Regions from separate parts of the Mus musculus genome. Here region 1 is linked to region 2. Evidence: chromatin loops called from intact Hi-C (ENCODE). Cell type or tissue: gastrocnemius. All regions are shown on one strand. Each heading gives the region's core, and the rest is flanking DNA. Links, peaks and the distances in the headings are about the cores only.

Region 1 (5,375 bases), core at 283-5,282, 57 kb after region 2:
GGGTCCCAGGAGAAAGCTCACTGTCCCTTTCTTGCCAGAAGTGAACTTGGCCCTTGCAAAGCCTCCCTGAGCCTCGTGCAGGTACTTCTGAGGGCAGTGCAAAGGAAACGCCCAGCAGTCCTCAGTGTAACCTGCACAGGAAGCCCTCAGCAGTGTGAGGCGTGTATGTGTTGTTGGTATCACAGCCCCTCCCCTTCCTGGTCTCTGCCTGTTAAGAAAACGGGGGCCTAGATGCTGAGCTGTGGCTTGTTTGAGGAGCCCTATTGATAAGAACAACACCAAGACATGTCATGAGAGAAGAGCCTTTTCTCTTCTCTGTGCAGTTCTAGGAACTTAGGGTTTGATGGGCCATCTTGGCCCTGAGTAGCTCTGCATCTGGGAACTGTTTTGATGGTTGTAACATACAGACATAGAAAGGGTACTGCCCTATCCATGTTCCTGGGCCATCCTAGCAACCCAGGAAGACGTTAGCACTTTAGGCCATCAGGCTACTGGTAGGGTTAGCAGAATCTAGGCAGAGCCTCTGCAGAAAGAAAAGCTAAATTCCTTCTGGAAAATCAGGTCATGAACATAGCCAACCTTGTTCCACATAGAAAACCCATAACGCTCAGAACTCTGGAGTCCAGGTGGAAATGACAATCCGTGGGATGGGCAGATAGGATATTGGCTCTGTCTCCCTCAGAGTCCCAGCCCCACCTACAGCTCTGTCACTAGACTAGAAAACAGCCTGTGGGTTATGTCCCCACAGATGAATCCTGCTTCTACTTTGGAAAAGGACTGAGCCCAAAGGTAGCTTACTACAGGCGTGGAGAGAAACATGCCTGACATCATCCTCCTGTCTCCTAGGCTTAGGGGCTGCCTTTCTCCTCTGGAATCTCACCTTTAATATGAACCAGGAGGTGGAGGTAGTGTGGAGGTTGAGACCCTAGTGCCCTGACCCCATGTAGCCTCTGGAAGGTGATGTACCCTGGTGCTCAGAGCATCTGGACAGCTTCCTCAATGCCCAGTTTTCTGTAAGAGTTCTGACCAGTCCCCATCTACACAATCCATGGGAGCAGGTGGGCTGCAGACACTGCCTGGTGTACACAGTGCTGCCTGCGACTGCTGAGCTGAGATCAGAAGGATCTCGGGGACCCTGAAGCATGGTGACTTTATCACCTCAGCCTTGTCTCATGCTCTTTTACTCCAGGGTGATGATGGGCCAGATGTTCGTGGTGGTTCAGGAGACATCTTACTGGTCCATGCTACTGAGACAGACAGAAAAGGTAAGGCAGCTCCCACTGTGCTGGATTGTGTCCCACCAAAGGCATCACATGACTGCACTGTACTGTCATCTCTCCTGGGTTCAACTTTGGATCTGATGGTACCAGGAAAGGGTAGGGAGAGGCCGGCTCCAGAGACCCTGATGCTGTCAAAGTTGCTCCTGGGCATGTCCCCTCTTGATGCAAGATGATGATGCATCCTGAGTGTAAGAACAGTCATTGGCACCTACTGTGTGCTCCAAGGGCAGCCCACTGGATAATGACATGTTCAACCGTGGCATTAAAGGTAAAGCAGCCACAGTAGTCCATACCTAGGATCCTGGCACTCAGGAGGCTGATAGAGGTGAATCTGGATTCAGACCAAAAAAAATCTTCTACAGTAGCACATGGCCCTCTGCCTTTCCTTATATTTAGGTCATTCTTTTCTTCAAAGTCTTTAGTTCACATAGTTAACTAACAAGTTCCTAGGAACAAAATTTGTTGTCCAAAACCTGCCCCAACCTTGCCATCCTCTCTGCATCCTGATCATCTGAGCAGGAGGAGAAGCAGAGGCTGTACCTAGACTTGTTAAGTAGGCTGTGCCCGCAGAAGAACCATCCATCCACGAAGTCCTGTAAGGGAGATTGGGCTCCCCTGAGCTGCTCAGGCAAGGCCTGCTGCTGCTCCGCCCCAGGAGGCTAATGAGCCCACCTCACGCCACAGCCAGTTTCTTGTTAGTATTCCTTTTCTTTCTTGTCTGTTTTGAGACAGAGTATGTGTTCCATGAGCCCTCTTCCTACACATTTTTAAAGGATTTAAAAGAAGCAGAGCATCCTCACACGTGCCTTTAATCTCAGAATTTATGAGGTTCCAGGGCTGTATGGAGAGACAATGTTATAAAACAACAACAGAAAGCAGAGCTAGGCTTATGGCTCAATGAGAAAACACTTGCCTAGCCATGAATGAGGCCGTGGAATCAATCCCCAGCACTTGGGAGGCAGAGCCCTCCCTGTGAGTTCAAGGCCAGCCTGGTCTACAGAGGGAGTTCTAGGGCAGCCAAGGATACACAGAGACACCCTGTCTTCAAAAAAAAACTAAAAGAAAAAGAAAAGAAATTCTGAAAAGTTGATTAAACTGTAGATAAAATCACTCCAGACTTAAAGCCCTAACCCAATCAGCTTTCTGTTTGTTTGTTTGTTTGTTTGTTTGTTTGTTTGAAATGTCTAGGACCCAAGGGTCTATGAAACTCTAAATTAAGAGAATAGTACAAAAACTGTTTGCCTGACAGAAACGGAAACAGGTTTACCTTCATCTGAGCCCTCAGCGATTCTTCACCCATTTCCTCCAGCCATGACAAGAAGGGAGTCTCAGACACTCAATTTGAAGCCTACCTTAGCCTTGCAGCTACGGGACCGCCTTTCCCCTAGGGCCTTGGTTCCAGGGGTACAGACAGTGCCCAGTGTTCAGTGGCACCTCAGGACATCCTGGCAAAGTAGCCATTTTCACCTCATTTTTATCTAAAAGTGAAAGTCTAGGATGTGAGCTGGCTTCTGGCCTGGTCATGTAAGGATTTGCCCTGCCAGCTGCTGCCAGCTGCTGCCAGGCCAAAGAGCTCTCTGACAGGGAGCCTAAAGGCCTTCTGGTCTACCCATTGGGTATGCTGAAGAGAGACTTTTGAACTGAAGTTTCAATAGGATTTGAGGTCCCTGCAGAACCAGAGTTGGCTTTACCTGGGAGTCTTACCTGAAACAGAGGCCGTGAGCCACATCAGAGTGGACATGGTGCCCATAGAAGATGGCAAAGTTTGTCAGGCAGGGGGCTTCCTGCACCAGTGGTATATGTGTGACTCAAAGGTCCTGGGAGGCTTCATGGCTCATATGTCTAGGACTCAGCTGTGTCAGACAGGGCCAAGCCAATTAGACAAGTAAACAAGAAGGGCACACTTGTCGTAATAGCCTTTCTCTCAGGTGGCTCTGTGAGAAGTGTCAGAGGGCCAGGTCGGGGATAATGTTAGGCCCAAGCTCAGATCCTGTCCCTTCCTTGGGACCTGTGTCCTAGACCTGTTACTTGGCCCCCAAGCTTCCATTCTTCTGAAGGCCACTGGGGACAAAGGGACCTGAACTAAAACAGCCCTGTGAATTTGACAGACAGCCCTGTAGCTTTTGGCTCAGGCTCCCACCCAAATGCCAGGCGATACCAGAGCCCACAGATAGGTTATGCAAAGAGCTCTAGTACCAGCAGGCCTGTGCTGTGTCTGGCATGGCACAGCACAGCCATCCTTGAGTCTGGTGTACTCTCCTCCTTCTCCCAACACGCGCGCACACACACACACACACACACACACACAGGCTTTCTCTGTAGCCCTAACTGTCCTGGAACTCACTCTGTAGACCAGGCTGACCTCAAACTCAGAGGTCTTCCTGCCTCTGCCTCCCAAGTGCTGGGATTAAAAGTGTGTTCCACTGCTACCTGGAATGTCTGGCCTACCCTTTGTCTCACACATAAGTTTCTTTACCTTCCAGCCTGTGAAGTACGGCTATAGTGCTCACCAGCACACTAGAACACACCCTTCAAGAGGTCACAGGCTCCTGCAGTGCTCCTCTGCGTTTGTACCCCTTGTATGCCCAACCTCTGCTCTTTCTAGAAAGTTCCAACGTAACAGGGAGTTGGTTAGAATACAACTTTGAGGCTGAGCACAACTCAGGGACCAGGCCCCCCACACCTCAAAGGTGATGGCACACAGTGTGATGGTATGACGTGCCACACAGAGCCTTGAGCCCCCTCTATTTTGGGAAATATTAAAAAGATCATCAGCAAGTTCCCAAGTTACACCCAGCTACTCTCAGCCCCAGCAGTCTCTCTAGCCAGTTCTTATCTCATGGAGACTTTCTGACTCAGAGCTCCAAAATCTCTCTACCCAACTCGCTAAGTTCTCACTGGCGAGTCACTACCATGCCAGCCCCACACTTCAAAACTCCCATGGCCTTTGTGGTGCACATCTGGCAAACCCACACTCTGCCACCATACCTTTCTCCCTTTCTCTCTTGAACCCAGTCAAACCACTGGGTGAAGGAAAACACCACATAAACTTAGTTCAGAAACAGTGGTAACTCAATCACTGGGCACAATAACTAGAATCCTAATCTTGTAAGCCATGTTAAATCTAAATCCTCTGGTGGCAGATCCTGGTGGATGCACCATGGAAACCAGGAGACACTCGAAGCTCTATCTTGCCCTCTCACTATCCAGTCCAAAAGGACCCCACACACACACCCTTTCCTCTCTTCCCCTATCTAACCCAGAAGTCCCTCCTACTCACCCAGTGATTGGCTCATTTATTCATTAGGGGATGGTTTACAAGAAGTCACCTGAGTTCCTGACTTACTCCTTGTTTGAAACCCCTCCCAGGGGAGCAGAATTAACATCAAAATACAAACAGCATCAGGCCCATCCACAACACCCCTCCATCCCAGCACTTGGGGAGGTGTGAGAAAGGGCAAGGGGGCTGCTCTCCACCTCCACGTGGTGACCTCCTTTCTAGGTCCAGTGTGGTGCAGTACAGCCCTTCCTGAGTTAGCCCACCTTGTCTCTCATGACATCCTATGCTTAATATCTAAAGCATTCGGGAAATAAGTCACAACAGCCAACAGGGCTCTAGAGAGGCGGGACTCATTAACTGGCATACTCTTTCCCTTTGGAAGGAAGAGGTGGGTGCTACCAGTCTGAGGCCTCCAGCTATGGGGGTTCTGTGTGTCACCACTGCCCTTGCCCTGTGTGGGCAGCAAACCACTGCTAAGCTTTGCAGTACACCACCACTTCAGCCTCCCCTTGAGGCTTAGAATGGAATTTCCCAAAAATATTTAATGACTGGACCCTGTTATCTAAAAATACTGCCTCTGGTTTAACTGCAAGAGCCTGTTGGCAAGTTTGGACAACTATCTCTGCCCAAAGCAGTGAGGAGCCATTGAGCCACTGGGCCTTAGGGCAGCATCTGTGCTAATCTGTGGGTGGTGCAGTCCAGAGCCAGTATGCCCAGGCCTTGACCTCTTACCAGCACAGGGGTCACTGAAGAAATGAAGTTTGTTTCCTACACTGGGCCTCAGGCCCTCCCACAGCTAGGTTCTCCATCAGAAG
Region 2 (5,375 bases), core at 232-5,231:
TGTTAGTGAGTGTGTGTATGAGTGACTATGTAAGTGAGTGTGTGTGAGTGAGTGAGTGTGTAAATGAGTGTATAAGTGAGTGAGCGAGCGAGTGAGCATCTGGCCATGCTACTGAGTGCCTGCTCTGTGGCCTGATATAGTCTGTTTCTAGAGGGAGAAGAGGGGGTGTCAGGATCCATGAGAGAACAGATGTCACATCTCTCACCTGAGTTCTCTCAGCGTCCGTAGCAGTCTGCCCGCAGTCTGCCCAGCCAGTGCTGCTTGCTTTCAGGCCCTGCCACACCTAGCATAAACATGGATGGAGAGGGCTTCCTAGCCCGGAGTCCAGCTAAAGGGTCCGCTTGCATTCCACAGCTGTTGCTGCTAGTGGGTGTGACCTAGAAGCAGTTACAGCCAGCCTAGTCCTAGGAACTTCCTTGGTATGGAAGGGGAGGTCTCAGAGTTGTCCTGTCTAATTCAGCCATCCTAAAAATGGCTGAACATATCCTAAAAGTGTGCATAGAACATGCTGGAAGTGTAACTTCCACACCATAGTAGAATGTACAAAAAAACAAGGAAGTAACTCAGGAGCAGTTGTATGAAATTGTCTGCTGGGTGCTGATATTTTAGGTTAAATGGGGTGAAAGTAGTATTAAATGTAACTCCCACTGGGCCTCTGCCCAGTAAGGGCCTAAAACACCCACCATTCCCTAGAGACCTAGAGGAGATATGAGGGATAGCCTTTGTCCTCTGTTGCGTAGATAGCTTGAACACATAGCTGCTGCTAGGCACCTCTATGGTAGTACCTCAGTGAATGCAGAAATAGTTCGGGCTACAGAATTCATTCACAGATTCTCTGTGCTTATTGATGAGCATGCGTTTATTTATCTGTTCTTGCATCTACTACTGAGCTAAGTGCCAGAATCCAAGGTGAATAAGACTTTGACCTTTTGGAGTCTCAAGGGTCAAGTAAGTAGAAGCTCCTTTCCCTGACCCCGAACATGGGAAGGAAGGCAGTAAGAGATGGAGAGCAGAATGTGGCCTTAGCCGCCTTGAAGATCAGCGCAGTGTGGGGAGGCAGGCGAGCTTCCTGATGTGGACCTCAGGTCAGAAGCTTTGTCCCTGCTAGTGTGGAAAACCACACTGAAGACAGACGTGTAAGGAACATGTAGACTGAGAACTGTGTCCCCAGAAGTGTGAGCCCTCCCGTGTTGCTGCCAGATAGCAACCTTGCCTTAAGCATAACCACTCTCTTGATTCCCCAATAATAGCTGCTCCTTGCCTGATGATGTAGTTGTGTGGATGCTCATTTGGTTTGTGGTTTTCTTTGTATGTAGCCTCTTTGTGTGAGTCATCTGTGCTGGGTAGGTAGGAATAGGTGGTTCCTTCACATGTGCGGTGGGATTCCGTTTTCTGGGTGTGCTTGTATTTACCCCTCTGCTGCCTCAGGCACCCTGAAAGACTACTCTTCACACTCTGGATGTTTTGTGGTGAACTGAGGCATAGCTCCCATATACCCAGCTCCCTCCCTCCTTCCCTTCCTTTTCATTTGTCTTGTTTTGATTTGCAACAAGATCTTGTACTATAACCCAAGTTGGTCTCAAACTTGTAGTCCTTTTGCCTCAGTCTTCCTTGTTGGGGAATTACAGACATGTGCCATCATACCTAGGCACCATCCACATAGGCATGGATGTAGTGATGTGTCTTTATGGCTGTTGTTTCCTGATTACAAATGCAGTTGAGCACTGTACCATCTGCCCATTGGTCATTCAGATACCACATCTTAGGAGATCTCTACCTCATCTAAATCTCAGTGTAAGTTTAACCCTTGTTGTTATGTAATTGAGATGGAAATAGAGGAGCTTAGGTGACTGGGTGGGAGGGTGAACTGCAGGTCCAGCCTCTTCCCTTCATGTCTCATGGCCACTCAGAGCCTTGCTGGGGCAGCTTTTGGCTGCAGCCTGCCTGGCATGAAGGCAGTTTTCCAGATTCCCCATTCTTCTCTATAAACTAGCAATTCTATTTCTCAGAGCTTCATTATGCAAGCACACAGAGATGTAGGAATGAGCTGTGTGTTCATATGGGAGTCCAGCCAGGATACTCACTGCCTTCCAGCAGAATATTATTCAACTGTCAAACAATTGTGCTCATAGGAAACTGTCCATAATGCATTGCTATGTTTAAGAAAACAAAACAAAACAAAACAAAGCAAGGATTGGCTGGGTGTAGGGTTGCATGCTTTTAATCCCAGCACATGGGAGCAAAAGCAAGGGATCTCTGGGAGTTTGAAGCCAGCCTGGTCCTCCATAGATTGAGTTCTATGACAGCCAGGGCTACACAGAAAAGCCCTGTCTCAAAAAGAAGAAGAAGAAAAGAAACAGGGAAAAGACTAAAGACATACACACTAAGCTGGAGAGTTGGTTAAGGACATTTGCTGAGCTTCCAGAGCAGTCAGTCAGTTGACTTACACCACCTCTAATATCTAGGGCATCTGACGCCCTCTTCTGGTTTCTAAAGGCACCTGCGCACACACACAGCACCCCCACCTCACCCCACACACAAATAAAAGCAAGTCATTCAAGAGGAGCACTTGGAGAACTGGCTTGTCAGTTCAGAGCACTTGCTGCTCTTTCACAGCGTGGAGTTGGTTCCCTCCCAGCACCCACATTGCACAGCTCAGTCAACTGTACCACCAGCTGCAGGTAGGTCATCCAGTGCTGCCTTCTGTGTACAGCAACACACACATGGCATACAGGCTCACATAAGTTAAAAACAGGACAGCCAGGACTGCACAGAGAAAGCCTGCCTCAAAAAACAAAACAAACAGACAAAACCCACACGAGTGCAGTAATTCCTACTTGGCGATAAGAAGCCAGGAGGGGTTCCGACTGTTTCATCTTCCTTTCAGTGCTTGGATTTGAATAATGAGTGTTTCCATGCTCTGCATCCCCGGGTGTGGTTATGGGATGTTTGCCAACACCGCCTTCCCTCTGTCCTCACACAGATGTCTCTGTGCTGAGTAAGACAGGGGTCTTTTAATGTGGAAAGTGAAAGTATTGCTTTCAGTTCTCTCAGCTGGGGCTGTTCCTAGCCTTTGATTATTGAGTGTTGGCAGAGATCTAGCGATGTTACCAGATGACAATGATGGCTGCAGATTAGTAAATACTTGCTCTAGGTCAGGTGGTTCTGTAGTTAGTCCTTTTCTTTAGGCTCAAAGAGGTAGGAGAAAGAAGTGAAAGAGGCTCAGAGAGGTATCCACACTAGTGGTCAAGCTTGGGTTAAACCACACCCAACTCCACACAGTGTGTCCTGAAGTGTCCATGATGCCCTCTGCCCATTCAGCTTCATCCCCTACAGTACAGTGCAAGATCCTTGCACACTTGAAAATGAAGTCCTTCAAGAAAGTTCTTCCCAGTATCCTCTGGACACTTCTCCCCCTAGTTGTCCTTAGTCCCCTGGCAGGGGTAATGGTGTTGGATGAAGTAAATCATCTCTAAGTCCTGCTGGGGATGCTGAGCCTGATGGAAGACAGGTAGCAAGAACCAAAGGTCAGCTCTCTAGGTTGACTGCAGGCACTGTGGAGCTGCTACATGAGTCCTATCCACAGTGACCTTGACTTTGTGATCCCTGGTGTGCATGCTGCTTAGAGGCTTCCATCTCCGTACAGAATTAAGCCCTGACAGAAACTGCTGCTAAGTTGGGATCCCAGCTGCCGCAGCAAATGACATTTGAAAGGCCAGTTGATCGCACATTTGTCAGGAGCAGACAAACATCATTGCTAAGCCCACGGAGGGGCAAGCTGAAGATCTAAGAATGAAATCCTGGCAGTGGGCAGGGCACTTTGGAAGAAATTGGCCAGCTTTGTGGGGGTCAGTCAGTTTGAGTGTCTGCTGAAGTTGATCCTGTGAGTAGGCTGTGTGTTTTCCACCCCTCTTCTCCCTAGGTAGGGAACAGCAGCCCATGGATTGTTGTTAGTGGCACTGCTGTACTTACCCATAGATTAAAGAGCTGCTCTTCCAGGGAGAGCAAGACTAGCATTAGTCCTTGGAAACCTCTGTCCATTGGTGCAAATGCCGCACAACAAGGGACTCAGCCTTAGCTTCTGTTAGTGGCCTTTCAAGCCTTTGCAAGTGTAGTGTGTGTGTGTGTGTGTGTGTGTGTGTGTGTGTGTGTGTGTGTTGGCCTCCAGCCCTGCCACCTGCCAGTTTTACTCATAGGACTTTCTCATGCATGGCCAGAAGACACGCTGGATGTGTCTGTAGCAGCATTGTTTAGGAAAGCCAAAGCCAATAGCAACCCAGTGACCATGGTAGGCGAGCAGACAGAACAATATCACAGAGAAAAGCAAGGATGTATGTCATCTGAGTGGTTACTGTCAGGCCTATAGAGAGACTATATAGAACACTACCTTGTGTGATGATCACAAACTCTAAAGTTAAACTACACATGTGGACGCAAATTATAAAAAGAGGAATCACAATCCAGACAACCATAGGGTGACTACCTATATGACAGGAGAGTGGCTCTGGCAAACCCCACTGTGTAGCTGTTCATCCTCCTGTGGCTGTATAAAGTACAGGGAAGCAACAATACATTTCTCACTCTTAGGTATTTTTCAGTTGCTGATAGGACAGCATGACCAAGGCAACTTACAGAGAAAGCGTTTATTGGGCCTGAATAGCACAGTTAGGGATCCCGACGGCCACTTGAAACCTGATTGTTCACCCATCTTTCCAGAGAAAGCTGAGCACAGTCTAATTCTGATTTCCAGAATTGTAATGTTGGTTGTCATTACATAGCAACTCTGTTCACCATGTGACTTGCTGGTGGTTTTGTGCCCACTAACTGGCCTGAGAAGAGGGAGGTATTAATAGGTGCCTCAAACTGTCACCACAGCTTCCCAATTATGTACCTACTCAAACTGTATTCAGGACCAGGCAGGCAAAGGTAGAGTGAGTTCTGTCACCCACTTCCTGGCTTTGATGGCAGCTATCAGGAGTAGGTATCTCTGGTTCGTGGTCAGGGCCAGCCTTGCTCTCATGTTCCTCAGGGGATTTTTGTACCGTCTATATTTCTTTCCACGTTGGTTCCACCTTGGTTATGAGAGTTGGCTGCGAGTCTGGCCAGCTCCTTAACCCTGCATCTCCTTACAGACCCAGGGCAGCAGATCCCAGAGAAGAGGAAGTTGGCTCACCCAGCTGAGCCTCTGAGGAACTTGATCACCACAGTAAACCCAGACTTCCCCTTCAAGCCTGCTTGTCTCTCTTCTCTCAGCCTGTCTGGGAGCTGTGTGCTCTCTTTGGAGTCTGTTACAAAGCCAGCCAGCATCAGAAGGAATGGGATGGATGGACTAGCAGTGACTGATACAGGGCAGGTGTGCCTCTTCCTGTAAGTGA

The links. A loop is a pair of places that touch in the nucleus more often than their neighbours do. Peaks named below come from ENCODE experiments on the same cell type or tissue, not always from the same donor. Only the 100,000 strongest peaks of a DNase experiment are listed, where the experiment ranks them.
Region 1: a loop joins it to region 2, with 2.3 times the contacts of the local background. A loop is called at or near these places in 1 of 42 quality-filtered maps.

What each region holds. Positions count from the first base shown.
Region 1 is chr2:29,725,017-29,730,391 of GRCm38, forward strand. It overlaps Rapgef1 (Rap guanine nucleotide exchange factor (GEF) 1), which reads left to right. Exons shown (of 26, transcript NM_001039087.1): 16 at 1,190-1,265. Among named protein-coding and RNA genes, the nearest start is that of Gm13420, 24 kb to the right of the region's middle. In gastrocnemius, for the core only: no CTCF peak of the experiment used is centred there; no DNase peak of the experiment used is centred there; H3K27ac peaks cover 1,365 bases.
Region 2 is chr2:29,667,871-29,673,245 of GRCm38, forward strand. All of the region lies in intron 1 of Rapgef1 (Rap guanine nucleotide exchange factor (GEF) 1), which reads left to right. Among named protein-coding and RNA genes, the nearest start is that of Rapgef1, 51 kb to the left of the region's middle. In gastrocnemius, for the core only: a CTCF peak has its summit at 2,481 (motif pointing left); DNase peaks (open chromatin) are centred at 2,538, 2,938 and 4,156; H3K4me3 peaks cover 1,725 bases; H3K27ac peaks cover 4,758 bases.